Regions from separate parts of the Mus musculus genome. Here regions 1 and 3 are each linked to region 2. The links are chromatin loops, found by intact Hi-C in ENCODE. Cell type or tissue: left cerebral cortex. All regions are shown on one strand. Region 1 overlaps Arhgef4 (Rho guanine nucleotide exchange factor (GEF) 4). Region 2 overlaps Gm38647 (a long non-coding RNA gene). Region 3 has its middle 42 kb from the start of Plekhb2.

Region 1 (8,000 bases), 150 kb after region 2:
TCGATATGGAAGCACCCAGAGAGGCCAAAAGGGGAACAAACAAGGATATAGAGCAGCTTAGCGGTAGGATTGGCTGGGGCGTGTGTGTATGTGTGTGTGTGTGTGTGTGTGTGTGTGTGTGTGTGTGTGTGTGTGTTTGTTTGTTTGTCTTGGGGATGTACAGTCTAGTTCTTCTTTGTTAGGTTGGCCAGGAAGGAGGCCACATGCATCCCACACACTATCTCCTGCCTTAGGCACCAGAGTCATTTATTCTTAAAGCAGAAAGAAACAGCCTTCAGAACAGAAAGCGGGGAGCCAATGGCTGGGGGGCAGAGTTCCAACCATGAAGGCCACCTGGAAGGGGCCAGGGGCAGGCGACACAGTGGAGAGAGGAGCCTCACCAGCCCTCTGAGCAGAAAGAGCCCAGGACATAGAGCTGTCCGGTAGCAGATATTTAATCTCCTGCCTGGGAAGGAAAGGAAGGCAGATAGAAAGATCAAAACAGCCCTCCACGTCTCAGTCTGAGAAGGACCACTCCTCAGCTGGTGCCTGGGCTGTAGTACGGAGCGATGGTGTCATATGACTACTTCTGCAAGGGGTTAAAGAAGCATACAAATATGACCCAGCTGCCGTGGTGGGCACTGTCATTGGCAATGCAGCACTGTTAACTGGATGACCTCACAAGCCATGCAAGTCCACAAGATCCTGCAGAGGGAGCGACTCCATCCTCCTCCCCCTTTAAATGGCTGCCTAGGAGAGCAGGTAGTAGCTGCCAATTGCCATGTCCCAGTCCTAGCCTAACATCTCAGGGTAGGACGTTGAAGCTGAAGCCATAAACTCAACCAAGCTGAAGGTGTGGCTGAACAGAGAAGGGGCCATGACAGTCAGTCCCATTTTGTGTTCTCTCATTGAGCTTCAACAGTCTAGGCATGCCTTAGGCATAGCCCTGCGTCCAGAAGAGCTGCTGGCCTGGAGGGAAACTTCATTCATTTCTCTGTAAAGCAGGCCAGGATCCCTTCTAGGGCTGCTGGGTATGGAGTAGAGTAGGGTAGCCCTGCCTCACTGACCTACTGGCCTTGACACTCTCTCTCTACAGCTCATCAGTGATGGCAGTGTGGTGTGTGCTGAAGCCCTGTGGGACCATGTCACCATGGATGACCAGGAGCTGGGCTTCAAAGCTGGGGATGTCATCGAAGTGATGGATGCCACCAACAGGGAATGGTGGTGGGGCCGAGTGGCAGATGGCGAGGGGTGGTTCCCTGCCAGCTTTGTACGGGTACGGCTCCAGTCTGTACTTTCCTAGGGTGGGGGTGGGGGTGGGGGTGGATTGAAGACTCTTGGCTCTGCTCAGAAGTCTGGGCCCCAAACAGCGCTGCAGTCCCAGGCATGGGGGGTGGACCGCACCCTCTCTGTTTGCCTCCAACCAGATGGGTATAGGATCAGAACTGTGGCACAGACATTCAATCCCCTGCTTGCCAGCCCTCTAGGGCCACAGAGAAGAGCAGATCAGAAATGTAAGAATATGATGCTTCAGAATTCGACCACTTTAATGCATCACTAAGCTAGACTGTGGGAACCGTGGAACACACACAGCCCTGAGGGGTAGAAATATGGGAGGAGGCATAGACAGCGTGATTATACCCAAGAGAACAAATGACCAGTTCCAATCTTAGGCTGCATCTGGTCACCAAAGAACTCTTGATTCAGACTCCCAAAGGTCAGGCAGAGGGAGAGAATTCCCTGGTTCTCGGGTACTCCAGGGCAGAGCCCCAACCCCTACCCTTTCCTAAACTTACAGGCTAGTGATCTAGCATGGTCTCTACCTAGGCACATGAATTCTTACACCTAGATGCCCTAGGATGAGGTTTGGTTCAGAAGAAGTCCCTAGTGCTTTGCTCCAATCCCTGATGAGAACAAAGTATACCAGAAGAGTAAGACAGTAGCTGTGGCTATCAAACTCACTATCCCCTGCCCCGGCTTTTGCGTCTAGGAGGCAGTTGCAGGGAAATTGTGGGTGTGCCCTTGGACCTGTGTGTCCTGTGGCAGCTACTGGCCTCAGCTTCAGATGACCTAGAGCGGAGTTCAGGGACTGACTAGAAGATGGCAGGGGTTAATCTGCCTTGCGTTGTTGTCTAAAGCTGCGCGTGAACCAGGATGAGCCCGCGGATGACTATGAGGCCCCGCGGGCCGGGGCTAGAGAGGCCGATGACAGCGGTCCAGAGGCTCAGAGCTGCAAGGACCAGATGCGCACAAATGTCATCAATGAGATCCTCAGCACTGAGCGAGACTACATCAAGCACCTTCGCGACATCTGCGAGGTGAGGAAGGCAGGCAGGGCTTGCTTGGAGAAGTGAGGGTAGTGGGCTGCGCAACTTAGGCTATAGGTTAGAATGGGATGGGCGCGGTCAGAGGGCGTGGTACACTGGTGCGGAGGGCGTGGCATATAGTGGGGTACACAGATGGGTCCCCGAGAGCTTGGCTCCGCCCCACCCCCCAGGGCTATGTCCGCCAGTGCCGCAAACGGGAGGATATGTTCAGTGAAGAGCAGCTGCGCACCATCTTTGGGAACATCGAGGACATCTACCGCTGCCAAAAGGCATTTGTGAAGGCTTTGGAGCAGAAGTTCAACACGGAGCGGCCACACCTGAGCGAGTTGGGGGCCTGCTTTCTGGAACACGTGAGTGCGCCTGGACCCATCCCGCACAGGACCCCTAAGCCCTAATAGGCTGCAGTGCCTGGCCCTCCCCTGACCCCACCCCATCCCTACTTGTCTCTGCTTGGCATCCTTGTGCTGTCCCAGGCCACCTACTCTTCCCCCAGAATTTTCCACACCAGGTTCACAGATAAGAGCTACTAGCCTTCCTGGGCAGACTGTCTTGTCCTCTACTGAAGCAAGTCGAGGGAATCTCCCCAGCTTCCAAGGCTCTTCCTGTTTAGCTTTGATAATCTTTTTTGAATCACCACTGATTTCATTCAAAGATAATAAAATAAAAACAGAGGCATGATCGGAATATCTCATAGAAGCCCTACCAGGAAAGTCCAGTAGCTCCAAGGATAGGCAGACACATCACAGCTAATTTTTTTCCATTCCCGGAATGACTACATAGTTTGTACCCAGCGAAGTAGATAGAACCAGCGCCTATATAAAATGCGGAAGCTCCTGACCCTCTCACCTTATGGCTGTGGCCTGTTGCCTGGGGAAACAGGAGACAGCCATCCTGACCTCCAGCTGTGCCCCCAGCAAGCAGACTTCCAGATCTATTCTGAGTACTGCAACAACCACCCCAATGCCTGCGTGGAGCTCTCCCGGCTCACGAAGCTCAGCAAGTACGTGTACTTCTTCGAGGCCTGCCGGCTGCTGCAAAGGATGATTGACATCTCGCTGGATGGCTTTCTGCTGACCCCGGTGCAGAAGATCTGCAAGTATCCCCTCCAGCTGGCGGAGCTGCTCAAGTACACACACCCCCAGCACAGGTAGAGGGCACAGGGTGGGGAGGGGAGCTGCCTGAGACTGCATGCCATCAGCCAGCACACTGAGTTATTTGCAGCGTGGGTACTGTTTGCAGAATGCTGGGTACTGCTTGTAGGCACTGGGAAACAGCTTAGGGTAAAGCAAGGCCACCACCTTGAGCTATACCGGAGTAGGGAAGTAGTACATTAGTAGTACATTAAACTGTTATACCTGGAAGTTATGCAGGAAAGGAGGGCTACTGTACTTAATAGGTAAGGCTGAGGGTAACCGCACATGGAATGGCCTCTGGAGACTTTACAGCTCTTCCTGCCCTCCAGCTTGCTGCACCCTGCTTCTGTCTGTTCTGCCCCAGGGACTTTAAGAATGTTGAAGCTGCCTTGCACGCCATGAAGAATGTGGCCCAGCTCATCAACGAACGGAAACGAAGACTTGAAAACATCGACAAGATTGCTCAGTGGCAGAGCTCCATAGAGGACTGGGAGGTGAGGGCCCCGGTGCCCAGGAAATCCTATGGGGTCTTTGCTTGAGAACTGTTCTTGCGCAGAAGGGATGAGAGGCGGGAACCCACTGCACTCCCAGGAGCTGCTGTAAGACAGGTTCTCTTGCACTGGGCCTCTGGTGGCGCCTCCACTTTGGCACCTAATGGTCTCCTTCCTATGTGCAACTTTTCCAGCCACTGCCAGCCTAGGGACAGCCCTAACCCAAGGAACTATGTGTCTAAGACACGCTGATCTGTTTCTCTGCCCCCAGAACAGGCTGGACTGCTAAGTTTTAGATAACTTCTAGAACTTTCTTTTTAAAAGATTTATTATTATATCTAAGTACACTGTAGCTGTCTTCAGACACACCAGAAGAGGGCGTCAGATCTCATTACGGATGGTTGTGAGCCACTACAGATGGTTGCTGGGATTTGAACTCAGGACCTTTGGAAGAGCAGTCAGTGCTCTTAACCGTTGATCCAGCCCAGCTTCTGGAACTTTTAACAGCTGAGTTTAGAGCCTGTGGTGGGACTAGAAATGGATGCTCACTTTTTCTGGGTTGCCCATCCCCATGTATCCGCCAGGAAGCAAGTAAAACTGATGCCTATGCATCCCTGCTCCTTAAAGGCATGGGGTGGGAGGACGCTGCCCCTCTGCACACAGCCATCCGCCACCTCTGCTCCCTACCCAGATGGAGCTGTGCCAGCTGTTGGGATGAGAGCATAAGGGACGCATGGAATAAGGCACAGGAAAGGAGAGAAGTAGAGTCCTAGGCCCTGTAATCGCACTGCGTCCTAACCCTTGGGTAGAGGCAGCAGGACAGTGCAGTAAGCCTGGTTCGGAGTCCATGCCTGGCCAAGGACTGGAAAGCAGAGTCATCCCCATGTTGGCATGGATGGCTGCCAGCAGCTCCGGCAGGTCAGTTTCAGGTACTAAATACATCTAGCTGCAGGGGCAAGTTCCTGCCAAGCCGAATTTTTCTCTAAAGCATTTAAAAGACAGGGTTGAGCCATGTCCAGAAGCCTGTACTTCTAAGAGCCACCTTCCAAAAGGAAGAGCGGGGCCGGGGCCTAGGAGTTAAAGTGCCACCTTGATCTGCATGCAAGCAAGAGGACCTGGATTCAGATTCCCAGCATCCACATTAAAAAAAAAAAAAAGGCGTGGTGATACACCTGCCTCTCACTCTTAGAGGGCGGAGACAAGATTCCTGAGACTTTCTGGCCACCCAGCCTAACTGATTTTATGAGTTCAGTGAAAAGACCTTGCTCAACGAATAAGGTAGAGATGGCTTGGCAGGTAAAGGTACCTGCTGCCAAAGATGCCGAAACTCATGCCAGTCTCCAGGACCCTTTGGTGGTGAGGATCCTGCCAGGGGTTCTCTGCGCTCCACACACTTGCATGTGTGCATGCACCGCCCCCAATAAATAAATAATAAAAGTTGTTTTTTTTTAAAAAGGTGGAAAGTCATTAAGACACCTGATTGCTGTTGACCTGTTCCTCCACCATGCTCATACATACATACAAGCACACATGAAGACACACACGTAAACATGTGGGCACACAACACACCACGCAAAATGAAACCGTAAAATGAACTTTAGGATTTTATTTAGCTCAATAGATCAAAATATTTCAACTGTAACCAACAAACATTTTTGACAGTTTCATACTCTTTGAGAAATTACAGTGTACTTCAGCGACCTCAGATCCCCAATGCTCGCCAGCCACCGAAGGCTATGACGACAGGGGTGGCTATGACGACAGGGGTGGGTCAGACCTACCTTTCTCTCCTCCCGCAGCCACACTTGCAAGGCTGCCTTTGGGCTTGAAGAGTGTTCCTCTTACCTTGCCCACTCGCCCACGGAGGCAGGAAGTAGAGCCTAAGGTTGGGCACACTTCCCTCATGGCTCTCCTTGGGGTTCACTCAGGGGGAAGACCTTCTGGTCAGGAGCTCGGAACTCATCCACTCGGGGGAGCTGACCCGCGTGACACAGCCTCAAGCCAGGAGTCAGCAGAGAATGTTTTTTCTCTTTGACCGCCAGCTCATCTACTGTAAAAAGGTATCCGAACCACCCTGCCTAGCCAGACCAGTCTCATGGAGTAGAGCCCCAGTCGGGCCCTTAGGATAGGCTCTCCATGATGAGCCCAGGGACACTGGGGGTAGCTGTTTGAATAGTGTGCTGTTGAGAACGTCCCCCTCCCCCCGACCTGGTCACTGTCACTGCCCACTCCTCAGATCAAGTCTCCCTCTGCAAGCCTTTGCCTCTGTCTCATGATTTCTCTGATCCCAGCAGCCTCTGGCCTCCTTACTGCTAGCTTCTGCTTCTTTCAAACCATGGCACAGTGGCCCCATGCACGAAGCCTTCCTTGTTCTCTCTGCTCTCTCCTGCACCATATGGACCGCTGCTTTAGTTTCTGAGGCTTTCTGCCCACCAGACCATGTGCACCTCAAAAGATTAGACTGTCCTGTCAGTCAGTGGCCTGGAGGGGAGGTGGGCATGGACCCTGGACATGAGCCAGGGCTCAGGGCAGCATCTGGCAGGATCTGCTTCGCCGGGACGTGCTGTACTACAAGGGCCGGCTGGACATGGATGACCTGGAGGTGGTAGATGTGGAAGATGGGAAGGACCGAGACCTCCATGTGAGTGTCAAGAACGCCTTCCGTCTGTACTGTGGTACCACGGGGGACAGCCACCTACTGTGTGCCAGGAAGCCAGAACAGAAGCAGCGCTGGCTGAAGGCCTTTGCCAGAGAGAGGGAGCAGGTGCGGCTGGACCAGGAGACAGGTGGGAGAACCTGCTGGGCCTTGCCTAGCCACTGGGGCCCACCCCCGCCTGGTAGAAATGGCCATTCCTGTGGTCAACCCTATTGACTGAGTCTGATGGGAGTAGCTCACTATTATGTGCCCATGTTGAGACCTGGGGGAGCCCCTTCCCACCGAGCCCTGGAGAACATGGGGTGGGTACTAACTAGAGAAGCCTTTCCCATCCTTTCCTGTTCCTTGGTCACCAGCTTCATGCTTTGGTTTGGTAGCCTCTATAGGGGTGAAGAAGCTAGGTATTAGAGAAGTGGGAAGGGGTAGAGTCAGTGGCTCTGGCAGAGACAGAAATGAGACAGTGGCTCAGGGAGCTTCGTTCTCTCCCTTGGCTGGCAAGACAGAATGGATGAGCAGGTGAGGGAAGTCCCTGCCATGCCAGGCTGTCTCAAGCGTGATAGGAATGGGGCACAGGAGGATAGCACCTGGACTAGAAAGCCCTCCAGGGAGGCACATGAGCAGCTGAAGGCAAGGTGGGGTCTCACATGTGTCCTTCCTCCAGGCTTCTCCATCACCGAGCTGCAGAGGAAGCAGGCCATGCTGAACGCCAGCAAGCAGCAGGCCACGGGGAAGCCTAAAGGTAAATGGGGAAGCATCTTACTCCCTGGGCAGTGCCAGCCTTGACTGCGTTTCCTTCTCCAAAGCAATGGCAGCTAGCCATCCATATCCCTGGAGAGGTCCACTGGCCACCCTTTACAGGCGTCTGTTTTCAAGGGTGGTAAGAGAGATGAGAGAGATGACAGTGTTTGCTTGACTTCTCTGACCTCCAGGAGACACCAGGAATTAGAGCTTACCTCCCTAGGCTGCTGATAGTGTGTCCCAGCCGCCTGTGAACAAGCCATCTCTCCCAACTTCATAGATAGAGGCAGACATTCCATGCCTTGGACCGTGGCCCTGGCCAGCCCTCAGGCTGCAGTAGGCCAGGCCAGGCCAAAAACTATTGATACCCAGGGATCGTGTGTGCTGTGGTTAGCCCCTTAGGAAGCAAGTCCTGTGTGGCTACTACTCTATGGAAGATCTACAGCAGAACCCACAAACAGGCCCCTTTGTCTGCTACCCTTGTGACCCCTGGTGTCTCTCTCTCCTCTGTCCAGCTGTGGGAAGGCCAGGATACCTGACCCGCCACAAGCATCCATCATTGCCTGCCAGCCGGCCCCAGCAGCAAGTGTTGGTGCTAGCAGAGCCCAGGCGGAAGCCATCTAACTTCTGGCACAGCATCAGCAGACTGGCGCCTTTCCGCAAGTGAGCCAGCATC
Region 2 (8,000 bases):
GCTCTATTGCTACAAGAGAGAAGATTCTCCTCAAGGACACACTTAGCAACTTTTAGATCGTTTACTTGTGTCTGGAGCCTTTCGATTTTATCACACAACTCCTTCCTTTCATTCATCATTTTTTCCACAGATACTAAGAGCAGCCAGCCAGTAAAATCATTTTTCGATTTTTTCCCCATCTTGTAGAAAGCTTTGTGCACTGAATCACCTAATTCATTAAGAAAATCAAGGGCATTAGCTTCTTTAAGTTCGGAATATAGTTTCAACCATGGGTCTTCAAAATTCTCTGAGCTCCCAGGAGGGAGAGAATCTGGAGAGGTTTCAATATTTGAAAGTGCAGGTGGATCAACAAGCCAATTCCAGTATTTTAAAAGATTCATCCTTGTACTTCTGTTACTCTAGAACCACTCCTGGTACCAACTTCTGTATTAGTCAGGGTTCTCTAGAGTCACAGAACTTATGGATAATTTCTAAATAGTAAAGGAATTTATTGATGACTTACAGTCGGCAGCCCAATTCCCAACAATGGTTCAGTCGCAGCTGTGAATGGAAGTCCAAGGATCTAGCAGTTACTCAGTCTCACGCAGCAAGCAGGCGAAGGAGCAAGAGCAAGAGCTAGACTCCCTTCTTCCAATGTCCTTATATTGTCTCCAGCAAAAGGTGTAGCCCAGATTAAAGGTGTGTTCCACCACACCTTTAATCCCAGATGAAAGGCATAGCCCAGATTAAAGGTGTGTTCCTTAACTCGGAGATTCAATCTTCTGGAATCCATAGCCACTATGGCTCAAGATCTTCAAACCAAGATCCAGATAAGGATCTCCAAGCCTCCAGATAAGGGTCACTGGTGAGCCTTCCAATTCCGGATTGTAGTTCATTCCAAATATTGTCAAGTTGACAACCAGGAATAGCCACTACAGCTATATTCCCAAAGATGTCCCTTGCCCTCAGCCCACGTTTTTGTGGGGTCTACGATGACAGACAACTTAGACTCTTCTCTGTTCCTCTGTCTACTGCCTGCTACTGATCTTGCCTACACCAGCCTGGAAACACTGCAAAGTCCCAAGACCCCCAACTCCTTCTCAGCCTGGCCTGGAGCTTTGACCCAACAGCAGGTTATGTGGTTATCTTTATATTTAAATTCCACTTTTTTTCATTATTTTAAAATTTTATTATTATTTATATTAGTTGCTGTGATGAGAGTTTTCTGTGAAGAGACACCATGACCACAGGCAACTGCTATAAATAAAAGAAAGCATTTAACTGGGGGCTTCTTACAGTTTCTGATGGTTAGTCCATGATCATCACAGTAGGAAGTGTGGCAACAGGGAGGAATGGGACTGGAAGCTTAACTGATCTTCAGGCAGAGAGAGAGAGAGAGAGAGAGAGAGAGAGAGAGAGAGAGAGAGAGAGAGAGACTGGGCCTAGAGTGCACCTTTGAAACCTCAAGGCCACTTGAGTGATGCATCTGCCCCAACAAGGCCACACCTCTTAATCCTTCCCAATCAATTCCACTAACCAGGGACCAAGCACTCAAATATATGAGCCTATAAGGACTATTCACATTCAAAAATTCTAGTGTGCATATCAAATAATGTCATATTCTTTATTTCCTTTATTAAGGATGCAGAGTCTACCCTGCAGCTATTTCCTTAGAATTGAAGCATTCCACCCTAGAGGGAAGCTCAAGAAAGCCCAGAAAGTTCTAAAAGAAGGATTATGAGCAACTTCAAAAATTCAGGAAGTCTCCACCCCTGCCGCAAGGTTTTATAAGCAGCAAGGACAGCTAAAGAACCTCTCTGACCTTGTCTGTCTGCATGACGTGCTGTGAACCCCAGGTTTCCAGTTGTCACGAGCTGTCACGCATGCAGGGGTGAGCTTCAGTGATGCTGTCTTTGAGTCACTTCTGTGACTTGTAAGTAACTCTTCATTCACAATCCTTCAAGCAACCCCAATAAACTCCTTGATTCACGGAGTTAGAGTTTATGGAATGATTACTTTGTTCTGTTTTCAATTATCTATCTGGGGTGAGTAGACATTGATCCACTTCTCCCTGGGGATAGTGTCACATGCAGGTTCATGTAGACCAGGCTGGCCTCAAATTCCTTGTGTATTTCAGGATGGCCTTGAGTTCCTGATCTCCTCTATCTCTAGAAAGCCTCCATCTCCCAAGGGCTGAGATTGCTAAACTAACCAAAACATTTGACTCCTTGTCAATTTGACACATAAACACATCACTATGAAAACATAGCCTTTCCTTTGTGTCTATCTCCAAGACTTTATAAAACATTGTTAGCTTTAAAACTTCCATAATATATTTTTTTAAATCCACACTTTGGAATTTCAAAGTCTCTTCCACTGCATACCCATTGCTGTCCTTGACAGACTGCCTATGGTTGTGGTACGTCCAATATCTTGGAGTTTCCCCTAAAATTAAGGTTTTACCTTTATTTCTCAGATATTTTTGCCTCAATGATGCTGATCTCTTAAAAATCACAGCTGGTTTTTCAGCCCCAGATAACTAGCAATCATGGATTTTTTTTTACATTTTTATTTTTCTATTTACTTATTTATTTATTTTGTGGCAGGGTCTCACTGTGTAGCCCTGGCTGGCTTGAACCTTGTGGTGTAGACCAGGCTGGTCTTAAAGTCACAGACATCCTCCATCTCCCAAGTACTGGAGTTCAAGGTGTGCACCAGCATGCTCAACTCAACCAGAGACTTCTAATTCAAATACTTTAAGTATTGAGTATTTACTTTCTTCTTAAATGTCACAAGTCACACCTATATTCTCTGCATTTCTCATACCATTATTATCTTCCCAACGCCTGGTTAGAGCATCCACGTAAGCTTGAGCACTCAATATCTTTTCTTGCTCAGAGTTTCAAACACATGACAATCTTTCAAAAGGTTAAAAACATGATTAGGTCTGTTGCTGCAACAACCCCCACTTCTGGTAGTAATTTCTGTAGTATTTTTTTCTCTGTCGCTGAGATAAATATTCTAACCAAAAGCAACTCATGCAAGGAAATCATTTCTTTGAGTTATGAGGTCAGGAGGTCAAGAAAGAACTGAAGCAGAAACCATGGAGAAATGCTGCTTACTGGCTTGCTTCCTAACTCTGCTTAGATACCTTTCTGATTTAGCCTAGGACCCCTGTCTAGGGATGCACTGTCCACAGTGAGCTGGGTCCCCCTATACCAATCAGCCATCAAGGAAATGCCTTATATGCATGCCCACAGGCCAGTCTGATTGAGTCAAACTCTCAGTTGAGGCTCCCTCAAAGAGTTTTAGACTATGTCAGGTTGAAGGTTGAGGCTAAGTAACTCTCCCTTGCACTTTCTTTTTTGTTTGGTTTATTTCTAGTTTTAAATCACCATTCTCAAAGTGCAAGGAAGTTAAGTTAATAATACAATGAGAGCCAGGTCAGTGTCCCTCTGACTTGTAAGGAGGTGAAAGACATATGCATTATAAACTATAAAATACTGTTGTAGACTCTTGAGAATATTGAACAATTAGAAGCAATCCACTCTCATGGATTAGAAGACTTAGTGTTTAGAAGCCGAAATACCTTATGTGATCTTTATATTCAGTAAAGTTATCAGAAAAAAAAATCACTCCTCAGACTTGATAGAAGTTAGACATGTAGATCAGTGAAATAAACTGAGATTCCTGAATAAAAACTTTTATGACTATGGTCAGATGGCTTTCAATGAGAGGAACAAGTCTATTCAATTTCTCCAACAATTCATACAGAGACAGCTTAATGTTCATGCTGAAATGAATTAATTTGAATCCTCCATCTTACACCATGTGCAAAAAAAAAAAAAAAAAAAAAACTCTAGATTAATGACACACATCAGAGCTAAAGTCCACAAGACACTTAGGAGAAAAACTGGAGATAAATCATTACTTAGTAATGAAGAGAGGGAGGACCAGCTCTTTCCCAAGATACAGAATATAGGTTAACTGGGGCATGGGCGGTGGCTTGCTTGGTAAAGTGCCTGCCAGGCAACCAGGAGGACTGGCATTCAGATCCCTGGCACCCAGACAAAAGCTAGGCATGATAGCAGATGTCTATAATCTCAACCCTGGGGGAGATGAGAAAGAGAAAGATACATCCCAAGAACTCACTGGATGGCCAATTGATGAGTTCCAAGGAAGTCCTACTGTGTGTTTTCAGTCTTTGCTGTGGCAGCTCTGAGGGATCCTCTCACTCCTCACCCTTGCTTGGTGTGATGTGGGACTGACTTCACCAGTACAGCTGGCAACGCCTCCACAGCCCAGAAGCTGGGGCAAGTGGACGTGGGTGTCTCTGGAGGTGGACACACCCTGGCTGACTGCCGTGCCTGTGGCTCCTTCCATTAGATCCTGCTTAGATCTGTTCCCTGTACACGCGCGCGCACACGCGCACACACACACACACACACACACACACACACACAGTGCCTGGGATTCTATCCACTTTCAAGATTCAAACATGGCTCCTGGAAGCTCTGCTTGTCTTTACATGAAACACCCCTGAGAGGAGGTTTGAGCACTGACTATCACCTCCGCAGAGACAGTAGGTGTTTCATCCCATCTGAGGGAGTTTGCTGTCCCAAGAAATAGGTGCTGTCTTCCCCAAGTTGTCACGCAAGACAGCACTGATTTTCTTCAAAATCCATGCTCAGTGTGATGGTTAATATTAATTGTCAACTTGGTAGGACTCAGAATCACCCAGAAGACAAACCTAGGAGCACACCTGTGAGAGATTATTTAGATAAGGCTAGCCTCTCAGTTCACCTGTGAGGGAGTCTCTAGATTATGATTATAGAGATAGAAAGATCCAATTTCACGGTAGTCAGTGCAACCCACGAGGGAATGGAATGATTAAGAGGAGAAAGCTAACAGGGTAGGAAGGTTCACAGCTCTCTCCTGATTGGCTGTGGATGCAACATGACCAGCTGCTTCACATTCATGTTGCTGTGGTCTCCCTGCCATGATAGAGTACATACTCTGGGAGCCAAGAGAAACACTTCTCTTGGATCTCTTTAGCTGGGGCATTTTGTCACAGCAATGAAGGAACAAACACACCCACCATCCCACTTAGTTTCTAGAATTATGGGGCTCAAGTCTAGTGGATCTGTAAAGACAGGGTACAAAGTATGACCTCCGAGGAGGTGCATTGCACTCCCAAAGAACTCCCGGGGAGGTCTCATTTATGAAAGTACAAAGCCAGGGACACACGTGATAGAATAAGGACAGGGGCAAATGGGAGAAAGGACATAAAAAATGAACTCATTGCCTAAATATAAGTCATTTAGTTTATGCCTAGAAAGAAATACAGTGGGAATTACATGATATTTGGTTTAATGGCCACTTTCAGCCATTACCCCAAAAGCACAGACAACAAAAGAAATATTGGATAAGCTGAGCTTCATTAAAACTAAAGCATTAATGTCTCAACATAGTCACCTGATATAGTGAAAAGCAACCCAGGTGTCTGCTGTGTGCTGTACTTTCGGAGCACAGACTTCTCAAACTCTCACAACTTTACAATACAATCACACAGTTCCATCCAAAAACTAGCAAAGAAATAAACAGCTGAAAAGCAAGAAAAGAAAATAGACATGTCTCCTAAGAAGGTATTAAAGTATCTGAAGTACACAAAAAGATGGACAATGCTATTTATCACCTAGAAACTGAAGCTTCTGAAATAGAGTACTGCTTCACAGCCAGGGGGATGGCTGCAATTAACACACACACACACACACACACACACACACACACACACACACACAGGCATGCACATGCACACAAACATACATGCATGAGCATGCACACACACACAAAGAAGGAAAGGAAAGGAAAGGAAAGGAAAGGAAAGGAAAGGAAAGGAAAGGAAAGGAAAGGAAAGGAAAGGAAAGGGAAGGGAAGGGAAGGGAAGGGAAGGGAAGGGAAGGGAAGGGAAGGGAAGGGAAGGGAAGGGAAGGGAAGGAAAGGAAAGGAAAGGAAAGGAAAGGAAAGGAAAGGAAAGGAAAGGAAAGGAAAGGAAAGGAAAGGAAAGGAAGAAAATGAATAGTGTTGGTGAGATTGTGGAGAAATTGGAACCCCTATGCAAAATCCTCTGTCTACTTTCCAGGCAAAGGCCTGGTTTCATCTTACCCCAGAGCTCCACATTCCAGGGAAAAGAACAATCATTTACACTTTCCTTTGCTGTGATCAAACACCTGACCTGAACCAACACAAAGGAGGGTTTATTCTGGCTCACACTTTGAGAGTATAGTGCATCATGGCAGAAAGTCACAGCAGCAGGACCATGAGGCAGCAGGTTACACTGCATCACTGCAGCAGGAGTGTGAGGCAGTGGATCACACTGCATCACTGCAGCAGGAGTGTGAGACAGCAGTCACACTGCATCACTGCAGCAGGAGTGTGAGACAGCAGTCACACTGCATCACTGCAGCAGGAGTGTGAGACAGCAGTCACACTGCATCACTGCAGCAGGAGTGTGAGACAGCAGTCACACTGCATCACTGCAGCAGGAGTGTGAGACAGCAGTCACACTGCATCACTGCAGCAGGAGTGTGAGACAGCAGTCACACTGCATCACTGCAGCAGGAGTGTGAGGCAATGGATCACACTTCATCACTGCAGCAGGAGTGTGAGGCAGTGGATCACACTGCATCACTGCAGCAGGAGTGTGTGGCAGTGGTTACACTAAATCATTACAGCAGGAGTCTGAGACAGCAGTCACACTACATCACTGCAGCAGGAGTGTGAGACAGTGGATCACACTGCATCACTGCAGCAGGAGTGTGAGACAGCAGTCACACTGCATCACTGCAGCAGGAGTGTGCGGCAGTGGATCACACTGAATCATTACAGCAGGAGTGTGAAACAGCAGGTCACATTACATCCTCAGTCAGGAAGAAGGTAACTTCAGGTGCTCAGCTCATGCCCTCCTTTTTATTCGGTCTAGGAGCCCAGCTCGTACAACTCTAGCCCACAATCTAAGAACTCCCTGAGGTTCGAGCTTGGAGGTTTCTTTCCTGTGTAATTCTCTATCCACTCAAACTGTCAATCAATATGAACTGTCACAGAGAGGAAGCTACTTGCAGCAGACACCTTGCCAGATGCCCATTTTCCTCATTTAATCCTCTCAACTTTTAACCATGGGAGGCTCTTTCACCTGGTTTTAGGGATTAAGAGAGTTTAGGTGACTGCTTGAGGACACCCAGTAAAGGGACATATAAAGAACAGAGCATTCCATTCTCTTTTCGTGTCAAAGGGACCTCCTGTCTTTCAAGCACCCATGGATAAAGGTCTCTAGCAGGTCTTAGGGGTTGGGAGTGCATATTTGGGATGATAGCCCTTTTGTCCAAACCTCCTCTTGGTGTTTCATGGTAGGCCAAACAGCTTCTGGGAGCCATGCTTGAATCTTGAAGGTGAGTAGAGTCCCATGTTCTCTCCTCTGCCAAGAACAGGTCTAGGCAGGATGGAAGAGAAGGAGTTACAGGCATGACAGCCAGGGCTCAGCCACATCCAGACACACCCACCTCCACCTGCCCTGGCTCCCAGCCCAGGGAGGCTTTGCCATCTCCTCTGGTGGAGGTGGACTCACCAAACCAAGCAAAGGTGAGTGGTAAGAGGGTGCCTGTGAGCTGCCACAGCCAAAACTGAGGACACACAGTGGGGTTTCCTTAGATGGTGTAAACATATATTCTTTCCCTCTCCCCTCCAGCCCTCACTCTATAGAGAACACAACATCACACACACACACACACACACACACACACACACACACACACACACGAGCATTCCTTTATATCACACAGACCATACCTATATTACATTAACCCCACTGTACTGGCTGCTTTTGTGTGTCAACTTGACACAAACTGGAGCTATCACAGAGAAAGGAGCTTCCCTTGAGAAAATGCCTCCATAAGATCCAGCTGTAAGGCATTTTAGTGATCAAGAGGGGAGGGCCCAGCCTATTGTGGGTGGTGCCATCCCTG
Region 3 (8,000 bases), 240 kb after region 2:
TGCAAAAATACTCAATAAAATCCTCGCAAACCGAATCCAAGAACGCATCAAAACGATCATCCATCATGATCAAGTATGCTTTATCCCAGGGATGCAGAAATGGTTTAATATGTGGTAATCCATCAATGGAATCCACTATATAAACAAACTCAAAGACAAAAACCACATGATCATCTATCTCATTAGATGCTGAGAAAGCATTTGACAAAAATCCAACACCCATTCATGATAAAAGTCTTGGAATGATCAGGAAATCAAGGCCCATACCTAAATGTAATAAAAGAAATATACAGCAAACCAGTAGCCAACATCAAACTAAATGGAGAGAAACTTGAAGCAATTCTACTAAAATCAGGGACTAGACAAGACTGCCCACTTTCTCCCTACCTATTCAATATAGTACTTGAAGTCCTAGTCAGAGCAATTACACATCAAAAGGAAATCAAGGGGATACAAATTGTAAAGGAAGAAGTCAAAATATAACTATTTGCAGGTGATATGTTGTTATATATAAGTGTCCCTAAAAATTCCACCAGAGAACTCCTAAACCCGATAAAAAGCTTCAGTAAAGTAGCTGGATATAAAATTAACTCAAACAAATCAGTGGCCTTTCTCTACACAAAGGATAAACAGGCTGAGAAAGAAATTAGAGAAACAACACCCTTCACAATAGTCACAAATAATATAAAATACCTTGGTGTGACTCTAACTAAGGAAGTGAAAGATCTGTATGATAAGAACTTCAACCTCTTGGTGATGGCACATGCCTTTAATCCCAGCACTTGGGAGGCAGAGGCAGGCAGATTTCTAAGTCTGAGGCCAGCCTGGTCTACAAAGTGAGTTCCAGGACAGCCAGGGCTACACAGAGAAACCCTGTCTTGAAAAAACAAAACAAAACAAAACAAACACACCCCCCCCCCCAAAAAAAAGAACTTCAAGTCTCTGAAGAAAGAAATTGAAGAAGGTCTCAGAAGATGAAAAGATCTCCAATGCTCATGGATTGGCAGGATTAATATAGTAAAAATCGCTATCTTGCTGAAAGCAATCTACAGATTCAATACAATCCCCATCAAATTTCCAACTCATTTCTTCACAGAGTTAGAAAGGGCAATTTGCAAATTCATCTGGAATAACAAAAAAACCTAGGATAGCAAAAACTATTCTCAAAATAAAAGAACCTCTGGGGGAATCACCATGCCTAACCTCAAGCTATACTATAGAGCAATTGTGATAAAAAACTGCATGGTACTGTACTGGCTAGTTTTGTGTCAACTTGACACAGCTGGAGTTATCACAGAAAAAGGAGCTTCAGTTGAGGAAATGCCTCCATGAGAGCCAACTGTAAGGCATTTCCTCAATTAGTGATCAAGGGGGAAAGGCCCCTTGTGGATGGGACTATATCTGGGCTGGTAATCTTGGTTCTATAAGAGAGCAGGTTGAGCAAGCCAGGGGAAGCAAGCCAGTAAGGAACATCCCTTCATGGCCTCTGCATCAGCTCCTGCTTCCTGACCTGTTTGAGTTCCAGTCCTGACTTCCTTGGTGATGAACAGCAGTATGGAAGTGTAAGCCAAATAAACCCTTTCATTCCCAACTTGTTTCTTGGTCATGATGTTTGTGCAGGAATAGAAACCCTGACTAAGACAGTACTGGTACAGTGACAGACAGGTAGATCAATGGAATAGAATTGAAGACCCAGAAATGAACCCACACACCTATGGTCACTTGATCTTTGACAAGGGAGCTAAAACCATCCAGTGGGAAAAAGGCAACATTTTCAACAAATGCTGCTAGCACAACTGGCGGTTTTCATGTAGAAGAATGCGAATTGATCCTTTATTATCTCCTTGTACAAAGCTCAATTCTAAGTGGATCAAAGAACTCCACATAAAACCAGAGACACTGAAACTTATAGAGGAGAAAGTGGGGAAAAGCCTCGAAGATATGGGAACAGGAGAAATTTTTCTGAACAGAAGAGCAATGGTTTGTGCTATAATATTGAGAATTGACAAATGGGACCTCATAAAATTGCAAAGGTTTTGTAAGGCAAAAGACACTGTCAATAAGACAAAAAGGCCACCAACAGATTGGGAAAGAATTTTTACCAATCCTAAATCTGATAGGGGACTAATATTCAATATATACAAAGAACTCAAGAAGCTGGACTCCAGAAAATCAAATAACCCTATTAAAATGGGGTACAGAGCTAAACAAAGAATTTTCAATTGAGAAATACTGAATGGCTGAGAAGCCCCTGAAAAAAAAATTCAGCATCCTTAATTATCAGAGAAATACAAAGCAAAACAACCCTGAGATTCCACCTCACACCAGTCAGAATGGCTTAGATCAAAAATTCACATGACACCAGATGCTGGTGAGAATGTGGAGAAAGAGGGACACTCCTCCATTGCTGGTGGGGTTGCAAGCTGATACAACCACTCTGGAAATCAGTTTGGTGGTTCCTTAGAAAACTGGTCATAGCATGACCGGAATATCCAGCAATACCTCTCCTGGGCATATATCCAGAAGATGTTCCAATTTGTCATAAGGACACTTGTTCCACTATGTTCATAGCAGCCTTATTTATAATAGCCAGAAGCTGGAAAGAACCCAGATGTCCCTCAACAGAAGAATGGATACAGAAAATGTGGTACATTTACACAATGGAGTACTACTCAGCTATTAAAACGAATGAATTTATGAAATTCTTAGGCAAATGGATGTATCTGGAGGGTATCATCCTGAGTGAGGTAACCCAATCACAAAAGAACTCACATGATATGCACTCACTGATAAGTGGATATAAGCCCAGAGACTTAGAATACCCAAGATTAAATTTGCAAAACACATGAAACCCAAGAAGAAGGAAGACCGAAGAGTGGATACTTTGTTCTTTCTTAGAATGAGGAACAAAATACCCATGGAAGGAGTTGTAGAGACAAAGTTCGGAGCAGAGCCTGAAGGAACGACCATCCAGAGACTGCCCCACCCTGGGATCCACTCCATAAACAACCACCAAATCCAGTCACTAGGCAGATGCCAACAAGAGCCTACTGACAGGAGCCTGATATAGCTGTCTCCTGAGAGACTCTGCCAGTGCCTGGCAAATACAGAAGTGGATGTTCACAGTCATCCATCGGACGCAGCACAAGGTCCCTAATGAAGGAGCCAGAGAAATACCCAGGGAGCTGAAGGGGACTGAAGCCCCATAGGAGGGACATCAATATGAACTAACCAGTACCCCCAGAGCTCCTTGGAACTATATCACCAATCAAAGAAAACACATGGTAGAATTTGTGGCTCTAGCTATATATGTAGCAAAGGATGGCCTAGTCGTTCATCAATGGGAGGAGAGGCCCTTGGTCCTGTGAAGGCTCTATGCCCCAGTGTAGGGGAATGCCAGGACCAGGGATGGGAGTGGGTGGGTTGGGGAGCAGGGGGAGCGGGGAGGGGATAGGGGATTTTTGGAGGGGAAACTAGCAAAGAGGATAACATTTGAAATGTAAATAAAGAAAATACCTAATAAAAAATAAAAAGAAGGTGCCACCATTCACCTGTGAAAGCTACAGTGGAATCTGCTGGAAGGCCCACAGTGGGGCAGGCGTACTTTCTGGGGAACTGAATTCAATTCTCCGTTGCTTTTCTAGACCGGGGCAAGCAGCTTGGGCCTCTCACCTCAGTTTCCTCCTCTATGTGAACTAATCTCACCTCCCAGGCATCCTGCAGGCATACAGATTTTTCTCCTCTAGCCTCTCCATTGCCCTTGTTGGCCCGCGGTTCCCAGGGATGCCAGCCCCATAGCCCTGAAATCCCTGAGAACCCATTGGATTTGAATCCAAGCCAGCCCTCCGCACAGTTCCATTGCAAGTTAAGTTGGAGAAACTGGTTTCGGGAAGGCTTCTCTCTCCTGTAGCATAGAATTTTCTGCATTTACTGTTCTTCCAGTCAGCTGCTGCTACTGGGAGCCGCCACTGGGTGTCAGGGTGGCCCCAGGAAAAGTCTCTTCTTGTCACCCAGCCTCAGCTAAACCTGATAAGTGGCGAGGGCTGAGCTGGAGGCTTAGCACACAAGGAGAGGCATAAAGGGTGAGCACCTCCCTGCATTCGTGCTCCTTACCTGAATTGTGCACCCCTCCCCACCCTCAAAAAACAGCCTGTCTATTGCGGACGTTTTAGGTATCTGGTGGATGAGGTGTTCAGCAAAAGGAGGGCATGCGAAGTCCTAAGACTCAGGGTCTCTTCTCGCCATTTTCTGTCACACCGGTGTTGAGGCAGACCCTAAGATGGGTGGACAGTGAGGTTTTTTTTACTGCCAGTCTGAGGTTGGCCTGTGCCAGTTTGCGAATGGCCTAGATCTGGTTGTTTTCATTGCTATGTGCTATGTAGGACATAGAGGCTGTCAGGGAACGTGGTCACTAGCCGGAGGAGGCAGCGGCTTGTTCAGTGGAGTACAGAGATAAGAAGAGTTTTAGAGAAAGAAGAAACAAGCTCTCTCTGTTCCCCACTGGGTATCCTCCCCAGTTCCAGAAGCACCTTTTATGAAGTACATGACCACAGCATCTGGCGGGGTGGGGGATAGCAGGGAGAGGTGAAGGCTAATGTAATGCTTAATCCAAGGCAACCGCTCAGAGAAGTTTACAGCCGAGAAGACAAGTCCAGTGTGAACCTGCGTCCGCAGAGAATACATGCTTCACAGAGTACATGTCCTACAAAATATGTGCCTGTTAGAGAGTATGAATCCCCTGGTGGGCTTATCTATCCTCCCTGCCCTAGATCTCCTGCTGCCTGCTGCTGACTGCCGGCATCTAAGCATTCTTTCACTTCTACCTAAACTATCAATCTTGTCACCGGTGCGGATGCCTGAGATGTGCAGCTATCATGGCAGGCTTTGCCCTTTGTACTGGAAGGTCTCCTATGGGAGCTTGGACAGCTGCATCTCAGGGCTCTGGCTAGATGTGGCCATGCAGAAACCAGGCTGACCTTTCTAGGCACACCCCTTCCACATCCAGGCACACCCCTTCCACATCCATGTAGGCTGCCTACATGGACTTGAGTTTTCTTTCTGCTTGCTGGCCAGATGGGGTCTGCAGGCACGGTACCTAGGGCACTCAAAGAGTATAAAAGGGCCGATGATCTACTGTAGCCGTGAATGGAAGACCTGAACACCAGTCTTTTGCACTGAACTAGATAGAAGTTGTGACCAGAAGTAAATCAAGGACTTCTTCACTTTATGTCTTAGGATATTCATTTATCAATTTATCCGTCCATCTACCCATGTACCCATCTACCTCACCTCTCATCTGCTGACACCCTCATTTCCTCCCCAGATGTTTTGTAAGCGGCTGCTGTAAGCTAGGCCTGGGTGGGAGCTTGCTCAGCAACAGTGTGTGGTTAAGAACAGGAATACTCCAGTCCATATCCCTGTGCTGGGTGTGGGACCCACTGTGAACTAAGGAGGCTGTCTATGGGTGCCTGTGTACAGTCTTTATAGCATTTGGACTGCAGTGCCCCTTGCCCCCTGACCTGGTGTATCTATAGACTCCTGCTTCTGCCTTTCCATCTCATCCCCATTCCTCCTCCCCCTAACTTTCTCTCCTTCCTCCTCCCTCTGCTTCCTCCCTTCTTTCTTATCTCCTAGGTTTTCCCACCAGAGTCTTCATCCAACACATGCCCCTCCCCACCCCTGCCCACTGGTCTAGTCTCAGTTGTGGCAGACAAACACTTGCAAAGATGGAGGAGAGATGGGGCGTGAGGAATGGCTTGGTGCTAGAGCACCTACCTCTTCCCCCTTTCCTCGGCTGGTCCCTTCTCTGCTTTCTTTCTCTTGGAGGGACAAGTTGGATGATGCTATCTAGCACCGAGCCGCCCTGCTGTTTCATTCCCCCATCTCCCTCTGTAATTGCTTCTCTGCCCTAGCTCAGACCAAGCCAGACATGGGGAGCAGGGCAAGCTAATGAGTTGAGTGAAGAACCTGTTGGTTGTGGGAGGTGCCTGGGTACCAGTAACCCCCAGGGCTTAGAAATCTCCACTCTGTGATTGCACTGTCTCCATGTTCTTTTGGCTGCCTGTCCTTGCTGGTCATAGGTAAGCAAGGCTTTCATAATAAGCAAGAGAGAGAAGAATGCTGAGCAGAGCTTGGTGGCCGCATTCTGCACTTGTAATCTTTGCTAAGAAAATACCTCTTTGAGCCAGTTGGGGGAGCTAGTCTGTCCAGTGGAGCCAGAAAGACTCAAGAGCCCATCTGGCTTGGTGAACTTGTGAACCGGGCCAACATCTCTCTCTTTGGCAGAGGTTGGGGCCAGGCCGGGGCTCTGCCCACAGATGTAGATCTGTGGAAGGGCAGTCTGGACGTCATCCAGAGTTTGAGGAATGAATGGGAGCTGTTTATTTTGTGGTTCACATGAGGCGACTCCACAAGCGCATCCCATAAGGGACTTTCTTATGTTCTGGGATGGGTCTTATCATGTTGTGATATGCAAGGTGTCTTAGATAGCACACTCTAGCTCTGTAGCTATCTGTTAACAGCAGCACGTGAACATACGTGAGAAGAGGGTGTCCTCTGCAGAGTGCCAGGGATCCCCATGCAGGGCTGCTTATAGTAGTTCCCTTTACTTGTTTATATATATTTTCTTTTAAGATTTCCTTTGAGAAATGAATGCACTGGGAGGGGGCACTGTTTAGGGATAAAGGGACAATGTAGGTGCCACCAAAGGCTGTAACTCAGTTTTTGACCTGAGCTCATTTGGGGAAGGGGGAGGAAAGAGCTGATGATCTAGCTATGGAATCAGAGGGCAGAGACTCAGCCTCTTGGTTCAAAGGCCAGGGGTGGCAGAAACATCTGTGAAGTCCCAGGTGCTCCAGGAACCTGCCATTCCGGGTGTGGCCACAGCCCCAGTTAGTGGTCCTGGCCATGCAACACTGTGCCCTGTGAGCCAGGTGCTTCACTTAGCCATCCCTGCCCTAGGATAAGAGCCTGGAGTGCATTGCCCAAAGCCTGATGGTGGGTGTCTCTCCTGGAGCTGGCAGTGGCATAAAGATTCTTCTAATGGATGACTTTTGAGATGCCACCGTGCATAAATGTGGAAAAGTTGTTTTGGTTTGATCACTGTGTCGGAAGGATTTCTCTGCGTAGCTCAAGCTGTCATCTCCATGGCTCACTGTGAGGCCCTTTATCTTGTGAATATTTGTGCATTACTTGGTGACAACCTCATAAATACTGTTGAAGGATGGAGGCCTCCCTCTGAAAAGTCCTTCTAGCTGTGGCAGACGGTACCAGCCTAACACTACAGGGTGAGAAACGGAACTTAGTGCAGGCTGGGGAGGCTCGGTGCTGAGTTTGAGGAGCAAGCTCGCCACAGCCGTAGGACAGGGAGGCTTCTGGGGCAGGTGTAGAAGAGGCTCAGGCTGCACAGCTCTTGGTGTGACAGGCGTGATGGCTAATACTGGTTGTCATCATGATTGGATCCAGAACCAACTAAGAGACATTGCTGCGGGTGAGTCTGTGAGGCCATTTGGGGGCAGGATTAAAGAAGGGGATGGGGAAGACTCTCTCTGTGAGATGCATGGTGTCCTAGATAGCACACTCCAGCTCTGCAGCTAGTTGTTAACAGCATCATGGGCACATAAATGGGAAGAGGGTATCCTTTACTGAGCACCGGGGGTCCCCTCGTTGTTTATATAAGCTCTCTTACCTGTTTATATAGGCTTTCTTTTAAGTCTCCCCTTGAAAAAAGGAATCCAGGGATCAGGGAGAGAAGGTGGCTAGGGATAGAGGGACACAGGGGACCCCATCAAAGGCTGCAACCCATTTTTGACCTGAGCTCATTTGGGGCAGGGGGTGTGGACGGTTGAAAATCTGCAGGAGGGGCAGAAGGAGGAGACTCAGCCTGTGTTTCAAAGGCTAGATGGAATGGGCATGCCTGTAGGCAGTACCTTCCCTCTGCAGAATGCTGCTGAGGGAAAGCAGCATTCGTTTGCCTGCCTTGCTGGTGACCTGCCTTGCGG

What was found. Peaks named below come from ENCODE experiments on the same cell type or tissue, not always from the same donor. Only the 100,000 strongest peaks of a DNase experiment are listed, where the experiment ranks them.
Region 1: it touches region 2 in a loop (2.1-fold over the local background); 4 of 42 quality-filtered maps call a loop at or near these places.
Region 3: it touches region 2 in a loop (2.4-fold over the local background); 8 of 42 quality-filtered maps call a loop at or near these places.

What each region holds. Positions count from the first base shown.
Region 1 is chr1:34,803,839-34,811,838 of GRCm38, forward strand. It overlaps Arhgef4 (Rho guanine nucleotide exchange factor (GEF) 4), which reads left to right. Exons shown (of 14, transcript NM_001368773.1): 6 at 1,076-1,255; 7 at 2,118-2,297; 8 at 2,477-2,656; 9 at 3,221-3,453; 10 at 3,804-3,933; 11 at 5,859-5,990; 12 at 6,473-6,716; 13 at 7,248-7,325; 14 at 7,840-8,000. The coding sequence ends at 7,991. Among named protein-coding and RNA genes, the nearest start is that of Gm32790, 15 kb to the left of the region's middle. In left cerebral cortex, a CTCF peak has its summit at 4,357; DNase peaks (open chromatin) are centred at 174, 639, 1,325, 1,636 and 2 more places; H3K27ac peaks cover 115 bases.
Region 2 is chr1:34,650,133-34,658,132 of GRCm38, forward strand. It overlaps Gm38647 (a long non-coding RNA gene), which reads right to left. Exons shown (of 4, transcript XR_865332.2): 4 at 7,104-7,468. Among named protein-coding and RNA genes, the nearest start is that of Gm38647, 13 kb to the right of the region's middle. In left cerebral cortex, no CTCF peak of the experiment used is centred here; a DNase peak (open chromatin) is centred at 4,319.
Region 3 is chr1:34,887,785-34,895,784 of GRCm38, forward strand. It overlaps the pseudogene Gm19430. Among named protein-coding and RNA genes, the nearest start is that of Plekhb2, 42 kb to the left of the region's middle. In left cerebral cortex, CTCF peaks have their summits at 3,970 and 6,181 (motif pointing right); DNase peaks (open chromatin) are centred at 3,983, 4,374 and 6,248.